Linked DNA regions of Mus musculus: region 2 is linked to region 1. A link is a contact called in ENCODE Hi-C or POLR2A ChIA-PET data. All regions are on one chromosome and are shown on one strand. Each heading gives the region's core, a stretch centred on a gene start or an enhancer-like site at or near the end of the contact. The rest is flanking DNA. Distances are from core to core; before and after follow the strand shown. Region 1 holds the start of Metap1d (methionyl aminopeptidase type 1D (mitochondrial)). Region 2 holds the start of Dlx2 (distal-less homeobox 2).

Region 1 (7,273 bases), core at 3,038-5,537:
CCACAGAGTAAAAGGTTAAGAAATTAACCTGAAATCAAATCAGAAAGCTAAGTTTTCGGGGGGAGATTCAGAGGGCAAAGCTGAGGGGCAGGTCAGGAAGAGAGAGTGACTCTAGGTTAGACATTGAGCTGTAGGAAGCTGAGCAGGTTCCTAGCCACCAACTTCCCCTAATTGACCAGGGAACCAAGTTGGTAGCCATTATTAGTTCACAGGGCCTTAGTTCAGTTAGCTTTACAATGTCCATATATGACAAATGTTTCTATAAATCTTTCCTAGTTTGCTTTCCATTGCTGTGATAAAAAACCATAACCAAAAGCAACTTAGGGAGGGAAGGGTCTATTTCAGCTTACAGTTGTAGTCCATCACCAGAGGAAATCAGGGCAGGAACTGGGGGACAAGGACCTGTAGGCGGGAATTGGAGCAAAAATCATGGAGGGGTACTGCTTACTGGCTTGCTCCCCATGGCTTGCTCAGTCTGCTTCCTTATAGCACCAAGACTACCAACCCACAGTATCATCCACTCCACATCAATCATTAATCAAGAAAATGTCCCCACAGACTTACCTACAAGGAATATGATGGAGGTGTTTTCTCAGTTGAGACTCCTTTTCCCAGGTCTCTAGCTTGGGTCTAATTAACAGAAAAAAACAACTGGGACAAATGCATTTGCCCCTGTGCTGATTTGAGTGAGAAATGTGTCCCATGGGCTTGTGTGGTTGAACTTTGATTCCCAGTTGGTGGCGCTCTTGGGGAGGTTTTGGTGCTAGCCTTGCTGGAGGAAGTACTGAGGGTGGGCTTTGAGATTAAGTGGCCGAACCCTACTTCCAGGTTCACTTTCTCCACTACACCCTAGCCACTCTGCCTGCTGCTCTGCCTGCTGGTTCACAGCCAAGCTTCCCCACCATGAGGGACTAAAACATTCCCCTGGAACTAAAACCCAAAAAAACTATTTTGGGGATGTGTGTGTTGGGGGGTGGCAGGGAATGTGTTCGAGACAGAGTTTCTCTGTATAGCTCTGGCTGTCCTGGGAACTCACTCTGTAGACCAGGCTGGCCTTGAACTCAGAAATCCACCTGCCTCTGCTTTCCAAGTACTGGGATTAAAGGCGTGCGCTACTACTCCCAAAACTCTTTCATCAATAAGTTTCATCTATAAATTTCCTTGGTCATGATATTTTATAACAGCAACTGAAATATAACAAATATAACAGACTAGATTTAAAAAAAAATCTTGCATTATGGGTAATCCTAGAAAGTATATAACATTTTAAGTTGTGTCCAAAGATTATTTTATCTCATAATCCCTAGTGCATTTAAAACTTAAAAGTACAAATTTATAACAAATTATGTGTGGCATAAAGTCTTTACTTATGTATTTCTGTATCTATTTATTAGTAATCTTTCCTTTTGGTTTAAAGTTTTCATACAATGTTTTGAGCAGGTTCTTTTCCCCACCCCTCAACGACAAATATAGAATGCTCCATGAATTTGCATGTCCTGTGCACAGAGGCAGTGCTAATCTTCTTCATATGTTTCTAATTTTGGTATATGTGGTGTCAAAGCAAGGGTGCAATCTTTAATATTAAGTAAAGAGAAAGGGTAGACTGTTAAGTTTTTCAAGAACATGCAAGGAGAAATTTATTTTAGACAAGTAATCATAGACAAGTCATGTTGTTTTGTTTTGTTCTGTTTTGTTTTAGACAGGATCTCATTGTGTGCCCTTTGGATGGCCTGTAACTAACTATTGTAGATCAGGTAACCTTGAGCACACAGAGGTCTGTCTGCCTCTGCCTCCCAAGTAGGATTAAAGGTGTACACCACCATGCCCTGCAAGTCTTTTTTTTTTTTTTTTTTTTTTTTGCTTTTGAGACAGGGTTTCTCTGTGTAGCCCTGGCTGTCCTGGAACTCACTCTGTAGACCAGGCTGGCCTCGAATTCAGAAATACTCCTGCCTCTGCCTCCTGAGTACTGGGATTAAAGGCATGTGCCACCACACCTGGCACCCAGCAAGTCTTTTATGTGAACAGTGTATATATGCACATAAGCACAAGCATGTGTATGCATTCCAGAAGTCAATGTCATGTGTCCTTTTATGTCACTTTCCAGTGTCTATGTACCAACTGTGTTCCTAGTACCCATGGAGGTGGTGAACCACCATGTTGACTCTCCTAAATGGACATGGTATTGAGCTGCACCCTAAGGTCTTATCTTTATACCCATACATCTGTGTGTTTCTTAATCTTCCTGAGAGAAACTTCTTTTTGAAGTAGATGGAGATTAATATAAAGACTGACAACTGGCCAATGTGCAAGATTAATAGACTGTGCTCATCCCTAAATGGGAGATATATCTCTATCTAGATCAATATCTATCTCTTTATCTATCTCTATCTATACCCTCTCTCTGTCTCTCTGTCTGTCTGTCTGTCTGTCTCTCTCTCTCTCTCTCTCTCTCTCTCACACACACACACACACACACACACACACATACACACACACACACAAACACACACACACATACACACATACACACACACACACACACACACACACATACACACATACACACACACACACACACACACACACACACACACATTCCCTAACTCCAAGGTTCAGGGGATGATCTCCTAAGAGGGGAGCTATGAAAAGATTCTAAGGGCCAGAGGTACAGGGTGACCTCTGTGGAAGTGTTTTCTGGATGAAACAGGACCAAGGCACACATGGATTCATAATGGCTGTCACTACACGCACAAGACCTAGCTAGCCGAGATCTCAACATAGATTGGGACAAGGACACAAAGTCCCATTCATAGCTGACAATTGACAGAGCTACTGAGGGGATGAGGGTGGTCAGTTTTCTCCAGGGTTTCTGCCCCTGAAAGGATCCCCGTGCTCCAGTAGATGGCCCTACATTCATGTGCATACTGGCAGTAGATGGACTCAGTGTGTTAAAATAAAAGCACATGAAGTTGAAAGGGAAATGTGGTGGAAGGGATGAGCAGGAGTTGGAGGAGAAGGATGGGGGCGCGTGGTGGTGCTGGGAGTGTATTAGACAAAAACACATTCTATGTGTGTATGATATTCTCAAACAAAAAGAATACCCTTGGATTAAGTGTTCTCCGATTTGAGGTTTGTGATGAGTTGAACTCTGCCTCCTGAGGTTAAAGGTGTGCCAGTTGAGCATGTGGACTCTTTTATTTTTTATTTTATATATGTAGTACAGTGTAGCTATCTTCAGACACACAAGAGGAGGGCATCAGGTTCTATTAAAGATGGTTGTGAGCCACCATGTGGTTGCTGGGAATTGAACTCAGGAAGAGTCCTAAGTGTTCTTAACCGCCGAGCCATCTCTCCAGCCCGCATGTGGATTCTTTAAAATCAATGAGAAGACATCCACATATTCACAAGGAATCCTTATCGATCTCGACTGCATTCAAAGTCCAGAAACTGCTACACTACAGTTTGGGTTCTTTCACCATACACATCTTGGGGTATCATGGTCTGTGTTGAGCACAGGAAGCTACCAAGATGGATAACACCTGGTCCATGAGCGTCTGGACTCCACCGCAAAACAAGGGCAAGAGGCACAGAACCTGGTGAAATCGGGCAACAGTATCATCGAAGGTACAGCGGCTGCCTCACTTGCCTTGACATAGGGGCTATGCAAGCTGACATGCGTCATTCTTTAAATATCTAATTTAGGGATAACAGCAGTTAATACTGCCAAGCAGGAAGTGTCATCAGGGAAGGAGAAATCCTGTGAAGATACCCACAGGGCCACATAGGTGTCCCAACTATTCTATTCTGGAGTCTCTGCTGAGTAATTAATATTCTAACATTGCAAAGGGAAGCTGATCAAACTGATCCAACTTTTTCAACTAGTTGCCTGGAAATGATTTGTAACCGAATGAAAGGCGATGAAAGTGCTTTGTTGCACACTAAATTGTGTTTGTTTGTTTGTTTTTTTTTTCCTCTCGCCCAACTTCACGTATCCATGCACCAAAATGGTGATTCTATAAATACTGGAGGCTACACTTACATGACGACTTTCTTCCATCCCTGATGGGTCTGGAAGCTCAGAGAGAGAACTGCGGCCGGAGCCAGCCTCTCCTGGTGGAAGCGAGCTGGCCGCAGACGGAGCTGCTGGCCTCGACACCAGAGGCACTCGCTAGCCCGGGCTCCTGCAAGCCAGCTCACGCGCGCGCGCGCACTCGCCTCCCACTGCTTCAGCGCTTCTGGGCTTTGAGAGCGCGGCTACTCCAGTGGGCGGAGCTGCGAGGCTCTCTTGGCCACGTGACCGGAGCCAACATGGCGGCGCCCATCGGCGTCCCCCTGCTCGTCCGTGGAGGTAAGCGATCGGCATACGACCGCTCCAGGGCTACGCGCCCAGAGACACGTCCGCGCGTGGGCTTGGTACGCACGTGCGTACTTTCAGTCGGACCCGCGTATACCATACACGTTGGCACGCTGCAGAAACAGACACACGTTTGTCCTCTTCTTACCATGTTGCTTGAGTGCTTAGTTCTTGAGATTTGTGGGTCGTTACCTGAAGTTTTCTTCCCTCTCTTTACTTGTGTGGTTAGTGTTGCAGACGTATCTACCAGCGACGACGGTGAAATGCGCCGGAACACTCGGTTTAGAGCTGTTGGATTGGCATGCCTTTTTGAGAAACTTGTAAAAGGTGATGACAGTCATGATGACTTAGGAGAGCTAACGATGTCAGGGGCATTCCAAACAGATGCGTTTCCGGCGAATCGTTGTTGAATTAGTACTAGGTTCGGATTCTTTGCTAGCAAGAACTCAAAAATAGGTTCAAGAAGGACGAAAAAAAAAAAAAGGAACACCAACGACTTTAGATACAATTTAAGTGCCAGGCACATAGGAACGGTTTTAGGAGGTAAATATTTTCAGAGCAATACTCAGCACGTATTATATACCTTCCGAGCCATCTCACCAGTCCAGCTTAACTTAATACAATCCCCTTTTGTGAAGTCAGATACCAACTTATTTGTGTGTATCTAAGGGTGTGTAAAAAAGTTTGACGTTGACATGGAATGGTGTCCACAAAAATATATTATTTGGAATATTTGGAAAAAGCAAGTTGTAGGACATTAAAATTACATATATTTGTTTGTCTGGTGTATGCTCAAACAGGTGCCAAGGTGTGCATACAAAGGTCACAGGGTCATAGGAGAACTTGTGGGAGTTCTCCCATTATCTGTTTTTCAGACCATGAGGCTTGGTTCAGGCTTTACCCACTGAACCATCTCACCAGCCCAGTTTAGCTCAATACAGCCCCCCCTTTGTGAAATCAGATACTCATATATTTGTGTAGTTATATTTGTGTGTATATGTGTATCTAATATAATACATACAGAGAATGACATACACGATTCACGGCTTTGTGAAATAAAATATTCAGTTTTTATGAAATGCCCATATTTTCCAAAGCACTCAAAATATAGTGCTACATATCTTAGAGGTTTTTGGCAAAGATGACTCTGGTCATTCTGTGTGTACCCAGAACTTCTCATCACTTGAATGATCTTGTACATTTAATACAACTTGTTCATGTGAAGATTAGATTTTCTTTTTTTAGCCTTTGAAATGTTCTTCATAGGAGAAATTTCAAACACACAACAGAGCGGCAAACTCTGCATACACATTGTCTGCTCACAAATCATGTGTGTAGAGACACTCACTTCTCCACCCCAGCCACAGTGCCTCCCACGATGGTATTATTTTAAAGGATGTCCTAGGTATATCACTTTATTTGTAGATTCTTTTGCCTATGTATCTCTGAAAACTGTGCCTAGGGAGTATAGCTCAGTGGTTAGCACCCATAAGCCTTGGTTTGGGGTTCCCCTGCTCCATAAGAGGAGAAAGAAAGAAAAAAAGGAAGGAAGGAAGGAACAAAGAAGGAAGAAAAGAAAGACAGAAAGACTGAGAATCCTACTCATTGTCTTGTATATTGTACTTATTTTTAGAATTTCTATTTAGCTATTTATTTGTTTTAAGACAGAATCTCCTGTAGCCTTGAACTCCTGGTCCTTCCGCCTCTACCACCGTGTGTTGAGATTAGTGGTGTAAACCACCCGTCATACTGGGCATTTCTCTGTCAGTTTCTCTGTTCAGATTTCCCAGTCATGCTCTTGTAACAATTGTTACATTTTATTTTATGAGACAGGGTCTTGTGTAGGGCGGGCTTGAATTCCTGGTCCTTCTGCCATTTCCAAGCATGTGCTGCCACACCCAGTAAACATAACAACTTTTTAAAAAAAGATTTATTTTTTATTTATGTGCATGCATGTAATCCATCTTGAGTTTACGTGCACCACATATGTGCAGGTACCTGAGGAGGCCAGAGGGAGTCATATCCCCTGGAACTGAAATTATAGGCAGTTGTGAGCCATAAGATACAGGTTATGAGAATCCAACTGGCCAGATCCTCTGGAAGAGCAGTAAGTGCTTTTAACCACGGAACCATCTCTCTAGCCCCGTAACGGCTATTTTAAACACTTGAAATCAGAGTTTCCCCACAGTCTGTCTTATTTGATGATGGTGGTGATGATGGTGGTGATAATTGATTGGCTACACTTTCCTGCTTCACAGCTCATGTAACATAATTATATATGTAACACAATGACTGGTATCTTTTGGAGATTATGTTGATTTTTTTTCTTTAAAATATGTTGAGTATTAGGCAGGTAGTTTGGTTCTCCCACACTTGGTGTTATCTTTGTTAGAACAGATTTTTTTTTGGGGGGGTGCCTTTATTTTTAGGGGAAATACCAGAGGTCTTACTCCAATGTAGAACTCAGTAAAGGTCAGATAGTATCTTAGACTTTTGTGAGCAATATTCTCTGTTACAATTACACAACTCTGCCAAGTACAAGTGAACATAGCTGTGTTCTAATAAAACTTCATTTACAAAGACTAGCAGCCAGCTAGATGGGATTTGTCCTCTCTTGCTCTGTTAACAGGCATGATTCTTAACTCCTAAGCCTAGACTTTCTGGGATCTCAGTTGCATGCTGTCGGGGAGGCTTGGTGAGGTTCGCTCAGGGAAGTGTGTTGGCTCTGGACGTGAACTGGAGCTCCTACTTGTACCAGCCCTGCAAACCCTGGAATCAGTTCAGCTTGCAGCCTGCAGCAGCTTAGCCTGATAGATTCTGTGGAGTGTTGTGTTCTTTTCCAGCTGCTTGCAGATCAAACCTCTGTTCTCTGACTTAGCCAAGCAGTCAGCTGGTGCACGGGCTCACTTTCCAATGCCA
Region 2 (7,273 bases), core at 1,287-3,786, 93 kb after region 1:
CTGAGGGGGCTGGGAAGGGGCGACAAGTCCGAGGATGGCCTAAAAGTGGCCGGGGCTCAGGTCGGAATTGAGGCCAGGGACGCCAGGCTTGGCACTAAAGGATCCCACGAGGCCTCCTTGTTTCCGGCTGCTCCGTGGCAGTGCGAGAAGTGGCTCCACGACGGGTCACCCCTGGTCGCCACTTCCAATACCGCTGGGTGGGTGGCGGTCGCGGGCTGGTAGGTTCGAGCCTCTAGCTACAGGACGCGTGCTGAAGAACACGGTGTCTCAGTTCTCAAGTCTCAGACGCTGTCCACTCGAGGTTAGAAAATCGTCCCCGCGCTCACCGGGGCGCCCCCGCCTGCGTGGTGGTGGTGATGGTGGTGATGGTGCGCCTGCGGAGTCTGCGAAGGATGCAGAAGTGGCGCTGTGGCCTGCAGGTGTGAAGCGGAGCCCGAAGCCTGGTGGTACCACGGGTAGTTTCCCAGAAAGGCCGAGGCGGCGCTGCTCGGGCTGGAGCCAGAGCTGCCCGCACCGCCGCCTCCGCTGCCCGGGCCGCCGCCAGCCATCCGCTGCGGCGCGCCGAAGTCCCAGGATGCTGGCGCCGAGACCGGCGGGGAGGCACAAGGAGGAGAAGCGCTGGCTCCAGGGTGCTGCTCGGTGGGTATCTCGCCGCTTTTCCACATCTTCTTGAACTTGGATCGGCGGTTCTGGAACCAGATTTTGACCTTTGTAGAAAAAAAGGAAAAGCCCTGAGCTTTAGTACAGGAACCTGGGCAGGAGGTTGGTGGAGTGGAGACGGCGGGCGAGCAGACCTGGGCTCTGGGCCTCCGCTGCTTCTAGCTACATTGGGGGGATCTCAAAATGCTGATGGATGAGCTCTAAGTATGTGACCAAGGTTCTGGGTAGTGCGGTGTCAGGTCAGTTATGGAACCCGCTTTAGCAGCAGCGAGTGGAAAGGCGTTGTAGTGTGGGATTTCTGTCCACCCGGGTCATTTTCTTTCCTCCCATGCGGCTGCCCCCTTTGAAAAAAATTTCTTATTTTGTTTGTTTGTTTGTTTTAAGCATTGGGCCTAGAAGTTTACTTTGCCCGGAATAAAAAAGCACAGGTGAAAATATACTTTTGAAAAGTTGTTCCGGACGTGCCCGCTTCCTAGAGAAAGCAGGCCATCTCCCACCTTGCTCACCTGAGTTTGGGTGAGGCCCAGGGACGCCGCCAGCTCGGCTCGCTCTGGCAGGGCCAGATACTGGGTCTTCTGGAAGCGTCGTTGAAGGGCCGCCAGCTGGAAACTGGAGTAGATGGTGCGTGGTTTCCGGACTTTCTTTGGCTTCCCGTTCACTATTCGGATTTCAGGCTCAAGGTCTTCCTTGTCTGCAACGAAAAGTGAGTGGTGAGCACCCACCGTCCAACCCCGCGGTCCTAAAGTTCGGAGCGGAGGCCTTTAGAGACTTGAGGAGGCCTTCCCAACTTCAGCACGCGCCGACTGGCCTGGCCACGGAACCCTGCAAGGGACCCGGGGGAGCTGTGCAAGAGAGAAAGAAGAGGCGGGCAGCAAAGCTATGCGCTACCCACAGCATGCCAACTGGCCCAACCGCCCACCGACTCTGTCCCCCGGAGCGTGGAGAGGCAGAAACTGCGATTCGCGTGCAGTTGGAGATTGGGCAGAGTTCAGGGCGGGAGCAAGAGATGCACAGAGTGCAAGGCTAGAGCTCCGGACTGCCCCCCACCCCATGCTTACCCGGTCCCTCCCCGTGACTTGGGCACCCTAGATGCTTGCGATGCTTACCCGGCTCGTTGTTGACCGGAGACGAACTGGTGCCGTAGGGCGCGTAGGAGGTGTACGCGGCGGTGTAGCCCAGGTCGTAGCTGCTTTTGGCGGAGTAGGAGACATTGTTGAGGCCGCTGGCGTGGTACTGGTAGGAGCCCATGTGCGCGTAGGGCGAGGCCCCCCCGCCGCCGCCGCCCGCCGGGTGCTGCTGGTTGGTGTAGTAGCTGCTGTCCGTAGCCGTGGACACCGGGAGGGTTGGCGACTCCTGGGGCTTGTGCAGGCTGCTGTTGCTGCTGCTGCTGTTGCTGTTGCCGCCAGGGCCGGCGCCCGCACCGCTCGGGGGCTGCTGGTGCTGGTGGTACGTGCTGGAGGCGGTGATCTGGGTCGAGTGCATATCAGCCACCAGACTGTCAAAGACTCCAGTCATCCTGACCCGGGACAGGAAAGAGCACGGGTGGCGGGCGAGAGGGGGATGCGAGGCGCCTCCTCTGTCTATCTCTCCGGGTCCCTTCCAGCAACCAATGTAATTACGGGGAGGGGGAGGGAGAGGAAAACAAGAAATGAGGCTACGGTCTAGGCGCCTCCTCCCCTGGAGGAGGCGATCACCGTGCGTGGCTCGGGACCGCAGCTGCTGGCCGCATCCTTCCCGGGCCTCTCGGACCTCTCGGCTCCTGGCCCGGCTCGGGCGGGGGGCGGGCAATGGAGGGGGCAAGAGCGGTCAGACCCGGTAGGGGCTCCAGGAGGCGGGAGCAGGTGAGCGACCCCCGAGCAGCTTTACGATTGTCTGCCGGGCAGGCTCCTGCAGGGTGGGCATTTAACACTTATCACGTGACCGCGGGCAACGTCACCTAGCAACAGCCAATCAGAAGGAATGAGCCGCGGGGCGCCGGGAGTCCGCGACCGGGCGGCCCCGGGACCCGCGTGTCACGTGGCGGGCAAGGCGGCCGCGGTGGGTGCGTGTACAAGCACTGCAGAAAGTGGGTACCCGATCTGGAGCTGGATAGGGTGCGGGATGGCCCGCAACAGGACATAAGGCTCCGGGAAAGAAATGGGGTCTCCCACCTTACTCTGCTTTCAAGAGCCAAGTCTAACGATTTACATCTCTTGTCCAACTTCGCCTTAATCAAATAAAGCCAGGAAGAGGGCCGAGCCAGCTCTGTCTCCTTTTTCTCCAGATACTTTTCCTCGAGGTGCCTGGCTCGCACTACTCTTGTCAGCCACTTTGCACCTGACGGGCAATTGATTTAAATTATCCATAAACCGCGTATAATAACCTATGCTTCCCAAACTACCCACAGAGATATTACGACAATTAATTGGATAATGTTTAACGTTTTTCCTTTTTGCTTGAGAGAAGAGCTCTATAAGCCCAAAGGTATTATTACTAGTAATGTATTTGAAATCACTTTTCCTCATACACATAAAGGTCTCTAGTAATGACGCACATCTGAGCCACTAGCTGGAAACTGATTCTGAGGTTCCCTCCTTGGGAAAGGTAGGCCAGACTAGACAGCCTTCAAAGTCGTTTGCATTGGTGTTTTTATGAAAAGGGGAATGAAAAAAAAAAAGAGATACTGAAGTAATATTAGAGATTTATCAAGATTCATTATCACACGTTTTCTTGATATAAACAATAAATATAAGAAGTTTTATTTTGTCTACTTTATTTTACATTTTCGTGTTCTAGGATCTTACTCCACTGTTGTAATTTCTTTCTCTAGGTTTCTTTCTTTATTTTTATTTTTCTTCTTTCTTTCTTTCTTTCTTTCTTTCTTTCTTTCTTTCTTTCTTTCTTTCTTTCTTTCTTTCTTTCTTCCTTCCTTCCTTCCTCTCTCTCTCTCTCTCTCTCTCTTTCTTTCTTTCTTTCTTTCTTTCTTTCTTTCTTTCTTTCTTTCTTTCTTTCTTTCTTTCTTTCTTTCTTTCTTTCTTTCTTTCTTTCTTTTCCAAGTGATGAGTTCCCCTCTCTGGTGGTTGGGATTTTCAAAAGAAGGGTGATGGATGGACTCAGCGCAGTGATGGACTCTCAAGTTTGAAGATTGCGGTAGCGCCTGCTTTGTGGCGCCACCTGGTGGACAGTGTAGGAGGTTGTTACAGGCCTGGTAGACAGTCTAATCACGCCCAGGCGCCAGCCTCTGAAACCCCCCAAAAGAACAAAATAGTAATTAAAAGCCACAAAATTGTGCTAGTGCGCGCCATCTGAAGCATCCCTTCCTAAAGACATAACATGTCACTGAAAGAACTTGTTACAACAACTGCCTAATGGAAAACAAGTTGATACTTTAAAAAATACGATCTTTGGTCTTCCCCAGAAAAAGCAAGTGTGTAATTAAAACTCCAGCATTCACACAGCGGAATAATGAGGCAGGTAATGCGCCTTCCAGTCTGCCTGGATTTAGTTCTCAGCCACTTGGCTAAGGAAGGCCTAGAGAATGGGGAAGAATGAGTTTTATTAGAAACGCTCCCTGGTGGGACTCGCCTGCACCAGACCAGACCCTCCCTACTGTATTGACTTTAAACTGCTTCCTGCCCCTTTTATGTGCATCAACGGTATCTCAAGGTTTTTAATCCAGATTGCCTTTTAGCGACTCGATTTCAAGTCCCTGTGCTCTGACACCACACGAGTAGCTGTTTTGCCCTAATAAAAGGAAAAAAACCAATCAAAATTAAAATTAAAAATCAGAATCAGAATTAAAAATCTGATTGCGCTTTCTCTGCCCCTTTGTTGCCAATCAAGCCTGTCCTGAAGGCATACTGGTGGTGGAAAGTTTTCTGCATTCTATTTCTTTCTCAATCCCCAGAAACAGTGTAAACTCAGGTGAGATTTATAAAACAGCATCATTCTGGAATAAATAGGACCTGGGCCCTCTTTTATCTTGGACACAAGATGAGTGCCCTGTAGCCTGGGAAGTGGATGCAGCTCTGAGCCTAGAGAGGGGAAAAGCTGCAAGGGGAAGGAGAGAGACCTATAGCTGGGGGGGGGGGGGGGACCTAGGCTTGAAGTGTCCTGATAAGCCAGACACAAATCTACATCTTGTTCCATTTACTAATTTTGTTTTCTTGAGGCACAATCTCAGGACGCTGTGCTGGCTAGTCTGGAACTTGCTGTGTAGACGAACCTGGCTTCAAATTCACAACCATCCTCCTGTCTACATCTGAGTTCCTGAGTGCTGGGATTACAGGCATGAGCCACCCCACCCCCACCCGCCAAAATCTAGGTTCATCCAAATTGTCTCATTGCTTTGTAAGAAATAGCCAACGGATTTCTCTACTTTGGTCTAAAGTGAAGCACCCTAAGTATTCTTGTATTGATTGTATTCTTGTATTGATTGATATTTTACACTTTGAGCCCCAGTTCTGAGGAGAGCCACTCTGCTCTCCTCAGACAGAAGAGGCCTCAAGAGGGAGTTGAGATGAATTTGGAGAGAAACTGGCTGCCTGAATGAGGCTAGTTTGCCTTGGTGCTTGCTCCTTCCCTTCAGTTATTATTCCTAGCCCCAGAGTTCTTTTAGTCTGCCTAGATCTAGTAGAGGAGGGTTAGGTGTCTCAATGCAGACTTTGTGTGTTTCAACACATCTCAGTTTGCAGCCTGTTCCTCAGAGTGTAGCTTGATCCACCCATTCCCTTTGTAGCAATGAACATCTCGAGGTTCTTGGATAGAAGAAAACAACTTCTTTCGCATCAGGTGCTTCACTCAACTTCAGCTGTCAGCCAGCTGCCTTCTCTGTTGCTACAGCACAAATCCCAGTAGTGTTTAGGGTAAGCCCTCAAACACCCAGGATTTCCAGAGGCTCCAAGCTGGAGAGTGAAGGTTCACTTAGGGCTCCCCCTAACCCCCTGGCCAGATTCCCTCGATTTCGCTTGGCCCAGAACTTTGCCTCTGCTTGTCTACTGGGTGTCCTGCACCAAGCTGAGAGGTGAGATCTGGGAAAGAAGGCACCCGCCCCACTCCCCCAGGGCTTCCATGTTGGTCTGCACATTCCAAGGCTAGTTTGACTACCTACTCTCTGGCTATGGTCCCAGGGTGAATCTTTGCTTGCTGCTGGTCCCAGGAGTGATGCTTGGTGTGTGTGTGTGTGTGTGTGTGTGTGTGTGTGTGTGTGTGTGTATGTGTTTATGTGTGTGTGTATGTGTGTGTGTCTTGGGGGTACCACCCCTATAGCTCTGGAGACCTGCAATTTCTAAATCTCTTAAGCTTTGTCCTGGAACTCAAAGCTGTGGGGAAAGGGCAGGGATTTGTCTCTGGAGACCTCCCAGTCCTGCCCGTCTCATACTGGCTTCTCTATCACAGCCACACAGCTACCCCAGAAAGTTCTTGTTAGTGTCTTTAACACTGGTTCTCCCAGCAAGACCCTAAGGTTTCCTCCAGGAATCCAGGGAGCCACACAGAATCCCATCCCTTAAGCCTTCACATGGACAGACTCCAGAGCCTGTATTCTTGAAACTCAAGTTTGTGTTTTAGTTTTCCTTCCTAGGCTCAGCAAGAGGTCACAATGCTTTCAAGGGTTGGGCTTGTTAGCCCAGCTAAGTGGGTGGGGTCTTCTGCTAGGTGCTTCCCTGATAGCTCCCCAGGGGCATCTTTGCCTTTCCTTTCTCCACCTTAAGTGGTCCTGAGTACAAGGCTCTCTACTGCTCCCAATCTCACTACTGGCACTTCCTTGTTGTAACATAGTGTCCGGATCTGGGGATCACTAAGGTCCGGTGGCCTACAGTCTAGTAGAGAAGGCAATTGCTAGAACATATCCTAGACTGAGTCGGTCACTCATTAACCCTAGCTTCTGCCAAGCCTTTACCATCCATCTTAGCTGTGAGGAATCCATAGAGTGGGTATAGAATTGACAGAGAGGGAAACAAAGGCATAGCCCCAGATCTCTTGTTTATGACAAGGACAAACGGTAGTGATGTGTTTCTTAAAAGATAAAGAGAGGGTGGTTATGTTCTATGGAGGTGTGGTGAGGTATGGGGAAAGCAGGTGCCTCCGTGGCCCATGCTGAGACATCCCTTCCCCTGAGGGACCAACCACATATAGTATAGAATAGAGTTTATTCAGGGTATGGGAAGGGGAGAGGGAAGAAGAGGGGAGAGGGGAAAAGGGAAAGGGGGGGGAGAGGGGAGAGGAGAGGAGAGGGGAGAGGAGAGGAGAGGGGAAGAGGGAAAGGGGAGGAGAGGGGAGAGGAGAGGAGAGGGGAGAGGGGACAGGCAAGAGGGGAGAGGGGAGAGGGGAGAAGCCAGCCATGAACATGTGGAGAGATGGGGGAAGGGGATGGGGAAGGGGGGAGGGGACAGAGCTGGGAGCAAGAAAGGAAGAGCAAGAGCAGGCAAGAGGGCAAGAGAGGAAGAGAAGGAGGAGGGGGCAAGCAGCCCCTTTTATAGTGGGTCAGGCCTCCCCGGCTGTTGCCAAGTAACTGTGGAGTGGAGCTTAGATAGAATGCTAACACGTAGAGTCCAGATTTGGTCCATGCAAGGGTGCTTTTGCTTAGGAACTGGATTTGTGGCCCGAGGAATGAAGGTTGCACAGCACCCTTGTC

Evidence for each region. Hi-C counts contacts between places; a loop is a spot of excess contacts on that map. ChIA-PET counts read pairs that join two places held with the same protein, here RNA polymerase II (POLR2A).
Region 2: a loop to region 1 is called in a map of left cerebral cortex, with 5 times the contacts of the local background. The contact joins the promoter of Dlx2 here to the promoter of Metap1d in region 1. A Hi-C loop is called at or near these places in 21 of 37 maps with a recorded cell type or tissue (ES-E14, Patski, T-helper 17 cell and 7 more). POLR2A ChIA-PET finds 5 or more read pairs at or near these places in 2 of 5 experiments (Patski and embryonic stem cell).

Annotation. Positions count from the first base shown.
Region 1 is chr2:71,449,051-71,456,323 of GRCm38, forward strand. Metap1d (methionyl aminopeptidase type 1D (mitochondrial)) reads left to right here and starts at 4,288. Exons shown (of 10, transcript NM_025633.3): 1 at 4,288-4,348. The coding sequence starts at 4,309.
Region 2 is chr2:71,544,218-71,551,490 of GRCm38, forward strand. Dlx2 (distal-less homeobox 2) reads right to left here and starts at 2,537. Exons shown (of 3, transcript NM_010054.2): 1 at 1,767-2,537; 2 at 1,167-1,351; 3 at 1-707. The coding sequence starts at 2,175. The coding sequence ends at 303.